2 separate regions of the Mus musculus genome follow, and region 1 is linked to region 2. The links are chromatin contacts, found by Hi-C or POLR2A ChIA-PET in ENCODE. All regions are on one chromosome and are shown on one strand. The core of a region is the stretch at or near the end of the contact, and the rest is flanking DNA. Distances in the headings are between cores, read along the strand shown.

Region 1 (3,023 bases), core at 249-2,748, 44 kb after region 2:
CAAACAGAAGTTTGGCTAGATATACGTGCTTGATAGCCTGCAACATTTAAAACTAGTGTCTACTTACGTAGGAGGCTAAAGACATAACATTATGTTAAAATGAATAACGGCCCATCCAGGAGGGAAAAAAGGCATTTTAGAAGAAAAAGTTCTCAGCAAGAAGGAACATGCAGACTGCTCTGAGAAATGTGAGCTCCTGTGTCCTCACAGTGGTTTCTCTGTGCTGTGTAGGTGTGAGTTCAGAAGGGACACTTCCTTCTAGGCCACCCTCTTCATCTGGCACCTGGGGTAGGGCTTGGAACGAAGGAGGGCTCTGTGTATGCATGTGGGGCTGCTGGGACAGGTTGATGTTGAACAGGTTTGTTAGGACTCAACAGACTGCTCAAGTCAATAGTGTCTGACTCTGGCTTGGTCCACCCGGACTCTCTCTGCTTTGTGGTCTCTGACATGGGAGTTTATTTGTTCTTATTATTTTTAATAGAATACCTTTCACTTATTCTTGGAAGAATTCCTTCATGTAAACAATGTATCTTGCTTGCATCCATTCCAACTGCCCCCTATCAATCCCCCAGGGGTCAAGACGTACCCCTTTCCCGCTTTGCCTCTCTCTCTTTTTGTGGCCTATAGAGTGCAGTTAGTGCTGCTGGTTGGAATGCGAACTGATCTTGTGCAGTTCCTGCACAGGCAGCTATAGCTGCAGTGAGTCCACGGGTGCAGCGGCCATGTCCCATCTAGATGCCAGTGACTTACAGCACTTCTCTCCAACTTCAAGTTCTTACGTTCTTTCGTCCCCCTTCCAATATGTTCCCTGAGCCTTGTGGGGAGGGGTTAGCAGAGATGACCTATTTAGGGCTGAACACTCAGTACTCACTTAGTCTCAGCTCTTTGACTGTTATGCGTCTTTGCCTTGGCTGCTGCCCACTGTAGAGAGAAGCTTCTCTGGCCAGGGTTGAGGGCAGCACTAATCTATGGGTAAAAATGTAAGTATTTAGTTAGAAGGCAGTTTAGCAGCATGTTCATACTGCAAAGGCCTATCACTATCAGTATCAGGCGCGATGGCAGGGGCCCCTGAAGTGGAATGTTTAGGAATGTGCCTAGACCATTGCTCTTGTATCATCACATCTGTCCACATGGAAATAGTCACCAAACACGGAGTAACGGGAACTTTCTAATTAATGGAGAAGAAGTACTAGATGCGTTTCTGCCCTCAGAGAGTCAGCATCTAGCTGGAGAAAGGAAAGGGAGGCAGTGGAGATAAATGAGAACCCTTGAGGTGATTGGGGCCAGCCCTTCTTGCTGTGCAGACATCCTGGAAGGCAAAAAGTGCTAGGCGGGGTGTGCTGACAGCTAGCCATGCTCAGCCTCTTGGCAACCAGAGCAGGGAGAAAGGAGAATCTGGTATTCATTGTGTGGTTGTTTCTAATTTCCTTCTGCTTTCAAGATCCTCTTCTGAGGCAGAACAATGCCCTGAACAGCTAGGCTTGGCTTTCCTGGCACCTACCCAGACAAAGGGAGGGCCAGGCACCCGAAAGCATACAATGGAGAGTGCTTGCTGTACAGATGGCCTCTGACATCCGTTGAGAGTCACTGGGGACAACTGAGGTGGAGAATAGCTGATGGAACTAGCCCCCACTCCCTCTCATGTATAAATGTTATTTTAAACTTTCCCTAAACCACCAGGGTTCCTATGATGACTCCCGGTGTCTGGAGGAGATTGCAGAGTTACTGGACTCCCTGCAGGACTTGGCCCGGAAACTAAGGGACACTCTATGCCACCATGGCTCTGGAGGCAGGGCAGTGGTGGCTCCTGAGAACAGGCATAGATTGCCCGGCGGCTTCAGCTCAAGGACCAGACCTGGAAGGGTCCTAGGCTGGGTCTGTCATTTCTACAGCCAGGGTCTTTAAGGCCAGTTAGGGGCAGAAGGCCCAGGGCTGTGTCCAAGGAATGGGGTGGAGTTTCCTTTTTCCTTGTTCTCTTTGCACTTAGCCTTTTAGTTGTAGAGTTTAGAACATTTATCAGCCTTTCTGGGTTCACTTTTCATCACCAGATAATAGATTGGTTGCAAAAAATGATAGGGTCATGTGTATAATAACAAGAGGGGCTGGAGGGTGTGTGATGCTGTCTGCAGTCTGTGGGAGTCTGTCAAGAAAGACCGTGTAAGGATGGTGATCAGGAAGACAGAGTGAGGAGTGATGTAGGCCACGGTGGGGCACAGGATAGTCATTTTTAAGATACAACAACATTCAGAGGAGGGGACCTGGACAGATTTCTCAGTGGTTAAGAATTCTGGCTGCTCTTCCAGGGGACCCTGAGTCTCAGCATCCACATGAGATGAATCACAACTACTTGGAACTCTAGCTCCAGGGGATCCAGTGTACTCTTTTTTTGTTTTGTTTTGTTTTTGCTTTGTTTTTTTGAGATGGGGTTTCTCTGTATAGCCCTGGCTGTCTGGGAACTCATTCTGTAGACCAGGCTGGCCTTGAACTCAGAAATCTGCCTGCCTCTGCCTCCCAAGTGCTGGGATTAAAGGTGTGCGCCACCACTGCCTGGCCAGTGTATTCTTCTAGCTTACACACACACACACACACACATTTTTTTAAAGTAAAAGATATGACAATGTGACAATATTTAGATGTATAGCTTATGTTATACAGGAGGCTTAAGCAGAAGGCTCATTCATGAATTCAATGTTAGATAGTGTTATATAGTGAATTCTAAGGATACTTGAGGCTACCCAGTAAGACCATGTCTCTTATATTTTTGGTTGTGAGCCTAGACTTTAATGGCTGAGCCATTTCCCTAGCACAAGGCCATGTCTCAAAAAATTAGATAAAATAGTAAAAGAGGGCTGGTGAGATGGCTCAGCGGTTAAGAGCACTGACAACTCTTCCAGAGGTCATGAGTTCAAATCCCAGCAATCACATGGTGGCTCACAACCATCCATAATGAGAAACAAACAAACAAACAAAACTTATGGGCTAGAGTGAGCAGGGCCAGAGCGAGCAGGGGGTGGGAGGGAGAG
Region 2 (3,191 bases), core at 585-3,084:
ATCATCCAACAGCCTATAGTATGATCAGAGATTTCCACACTCCCCAAGTGGGATGGGGCAGTTCAGCCCACCCAAGCCCAGGGTAAGAACTCAGGACACCTAGAGCTCTTTAATCACAGATTAGAGCCTAGAAGGAAACAAGTCAAAATCCAAGAAGAAGCCTGGGCAAAGTGGATTAGTCAGGGCCAGGATGATTGGATGAGCCTGAGAAATGTAAAGGGTGTGGACGAGGAAGACTAGGAAAAAGAGGAAGAAGGGCTGGGGTGTGACTCAATGGTCTAGTAAGTGCAAAACGTTGTCTTTATTCGTTACTACGCAGACAGCCCCAAAGGGTGGCTGTTCATAGGGTTTGAGCCCTGCCTTTCTGGGTGCCCCAAATAAATGTACCCTAAGAAAACAGAGTACTGTAACATCAAGGCAAAATTTTTGCTCTGACCCCAAATCAAATGATCTGACACCCCCGCCCCCTACCCCAATTCACCAATTCAGCTGTTAGTGTCCAGGAAACAAGGGATCCCAGTCTCTGGGAGTAATTGTAGCCACTTTCAGCCAACCAGCCAATCCTGGAACTAATCCAAGTTCTGCCACAGTTCCTAGGCAGATTTTTATCTATTTAGACCAGGCTGGTGTGAAGTAATGAGCCAGGCTGATGGCCAAACAAGACTGGGCATATGATACTGGGCAATCACAGAAAAAAGACCAGCAGAGACCAGCTGGAAGCTGCTGTACGTGGGTCACATGTTGCCTCTGGGGCCTACCCCTTACCCGGTGGGACCTTCATTTCTAAAATGCGGCATCAGCCCCAACTCTCTGCTTTATACAGACTTTGCCTAAAAGATGACTTTGTATATGACGGCATCTTAGGTTTGCACTTTTGAATGCTGGTATTTAAAAGAGGGCTGGGGACATGGTTTGGTACTTAAGCTCTTGCTCTCGTACGTGAGGACTTGAGTTCTGGTGTCCAGAATTGAGGCGAAAGGTGGGCATGGTATTCTGGTCTGTAACCCTATCACTGGGAGATGGGGTGGGGATAGAGAGCTCCCAGAGCTCTCTGGCCTGACAGTCTAGCCCATTGGTGAGCCAGATCAAGTAAAAGAACAGGTGGACAATGATAGAGAAAGACAGGTGACTTTGGCCTCTGGCCTTCACATGCATGGGCATAGTCTTGTACACACATACACACACGTGCACATGCATAAACATGCACACAGATACAAGTACACACAAGTAATAATAAAAACAGGACTTGTGTGTGTGGGCTGGGAATGTAGCAAGTCCTGGACTTGCCATATCATAAGCCTGGTGTGGTGGCACACAACTGAAACCCCAGAACTCAGGAGGTGGACCCAGGAGAATCTAAACAGAACTCAGGAGGTGGACCCAGGAGAATGGAGGAGGTGGACCCAGGAGAATCTAAAGTTCAAGGTCATCCTCCCATTGACGGCTTTATTCCAGGACAGCCTGGGCTACACAAGAAGTCACCCTCCTGGTGACTATTTAAGGTCCATCCATCCATCCATCTCCTGGAATCTGGCAGCCCTTACTGAGCTGTAGTCACATGGGACTGCAGTGTGGGGCACTTGGTACCCTCCCCGAGGAAGGAGCTTCAGCTTAAAGCTCACTACTCCTGTCCACCCAAAGTGGAAGGCTTTGATTTTTTTTTTCAGCCATGCAGTATAGCCTGCTCTGTGTGTTTTTTCCTGTGTGTGCCGTCTCTTCCAGGATACACAGCTGCCAGGCAGCCGGTGCTCTGTCCCCTTGCTCAGGCAGCCAGGCCGTGGGGAGGACTGGAATGTGAAAAGCCAGGGAGAAGAATGACAGTGCATTTTCTATTTGCAAGCCTGCGAGTCTGGCTCGCCACTTGAATTTCAAGTGGGCCCTTCAGGCAGATAGGGATGTCAGGTGAGAGAGTGGAGGCAGCCAATCTGAATTGTCTAAATTCCTAGAAAATAAATTCTAGGAATTTAGCTGTAGGAGTAAGGTGGGTCAGGTAGGGCAAATTCACTGTAGGGGGTGGGGGCCTGGTGTGGGTAGGCTTCCACTTTTTTTTTCCTGTTTGCACACCATATTTTCCTTCAAACTATTTTCCTATTGAATCTAATAGACAAGCTTTGAACTAAGGTTTTTATTTTTTCTTTAACTGAGCTGCAGATCTCTTTTAGAGGAAAAAAAAAAAGCCACTCCCTTTAACCACTGTTTTTGGTTACTGCTCTTTGTTTGGAGTAATTACTACCCTTAAAAGTGGGAAATTACAGATTACAGATTATCAGAAGGAAATAAGTGCTTTGGATTAGCCAGACTCTTGCCCCTGGATGGCCATTCCAGGCCTTGCCAGTCTCCCAGGTACAAAGCCCTGTACTACATGTTCTGCAAACACTCCCTTTCCTTGTTTCCAGAGAGGAAACGGTTGGATCCTGTGTGTCACTTGTCAGGTTCTTGTTACATAACCATGGAAAACCTTTGATAGGGTTTGCTGGTCACAGGAATGAGTACAGGGAACAACATGGGGTCGTGGCTTGTCTTTTATCCACTGTGCCCTGACAGCGGATTGAACTTGGAGTGTATTTTCTAGCACTGATTTAATATTCACTAGAAAGATTTATAAGTTGGATGGGGTGGTGTCTTAGGGTTTCTATTCCTGCACAAACATCATGACCAAGAGGCAAGTTGGCGAGGAAAGGGTTTATCTGGCTTACACTTCCATACTGCTGTTCATCACCAAGGAAGTCAGGACTGGGACTCAAGCAGGTCAGGAAGCAGGAGCTGATGCAGAGGCCATGGAGGGATATTCCTTACTGGCTTGTTTCCCCTGGCTTGCTCAGCCTGCTCTCTTATAGAACCCAAGACTACCAGCCCAGAGATGGTCCCACCCACAAGGGGCCTTTCCCCCTTGATCACTAATTGAGAAAATGCCTTACAGTTGGATCTCATGGAGGCATTTCCCCAACTGAAGCTCCTTTCTCTGTGATAACTCCAGCCTGTGTCAAGTTGACACAAACTAGCCAGTAGAGGTAGGGTGGCTGGAGAGAGAACTTAGTGGCTAAGAGTGACTCCGGATCTTTGGGAGGACCAAAGTTTGATTCGCAGCACCTACATTGGGTAGCTGACATTCATTTGCTACTCCAGCTCCAGGGGATCTGACTTTCTCTTCTGGCCTCCTTGGGTATCTGAACTCATGTGGCATATACTCA

Evidence for each region. A loop is a pair of places that touch in the nucleus more often than their neighbours do. ChIA-PET counts read pairs that join two places held with the same protein, here RNA polymerase II (POLR2A).
Region 1: a map of heart shows a loop between it and region 2 (2.4-fold over the local background). The contact joins two enhancer-like sites. A Hi-C loop is called at or near these places in 4 of 37 maps with a recorded cell type or tissue (all heart). POLR2A ChIA-PET finds 5 or more read pairs at or near these places in 3 of 5 experiments (Patski and embryonic stem cell).

Annotation. Positions count from the first base shown.
Region 1 is chr19:9,070,194-9,073,216 of GRCm38, forward strand. It overlaps a transcript of Ahnak not described here. Among named protein-coding and RNA genes, the nearest start is that of Scgb1a1, 16 kb to the right of the region's middle. Within about 2 kb of position 1,499, at least 2 of the 3 ENCODE cell types and tissues checked have a DNase peak (open chromatin) inside an H3K27ac peak, as active enhancers do; they include heart, where a contact is called at or near this core.
Region 2 is chr19:9,026,193-9,029,383 of GRCm38, forward strand. It overlaps a transcript of Ahnak not described here. Among named protein-coding and RNA genes, the nearest start is that of Ahnak, 39 kb to the left of the region's middle. Within about 2 kb of position 1,835, at least 2 of the 3 ENCODE cell types and tissues checked have a DNase peak (open chromatin) inside an H3K27ac peak, as active enhancers do; they include heart, where a contact is called at or near this core.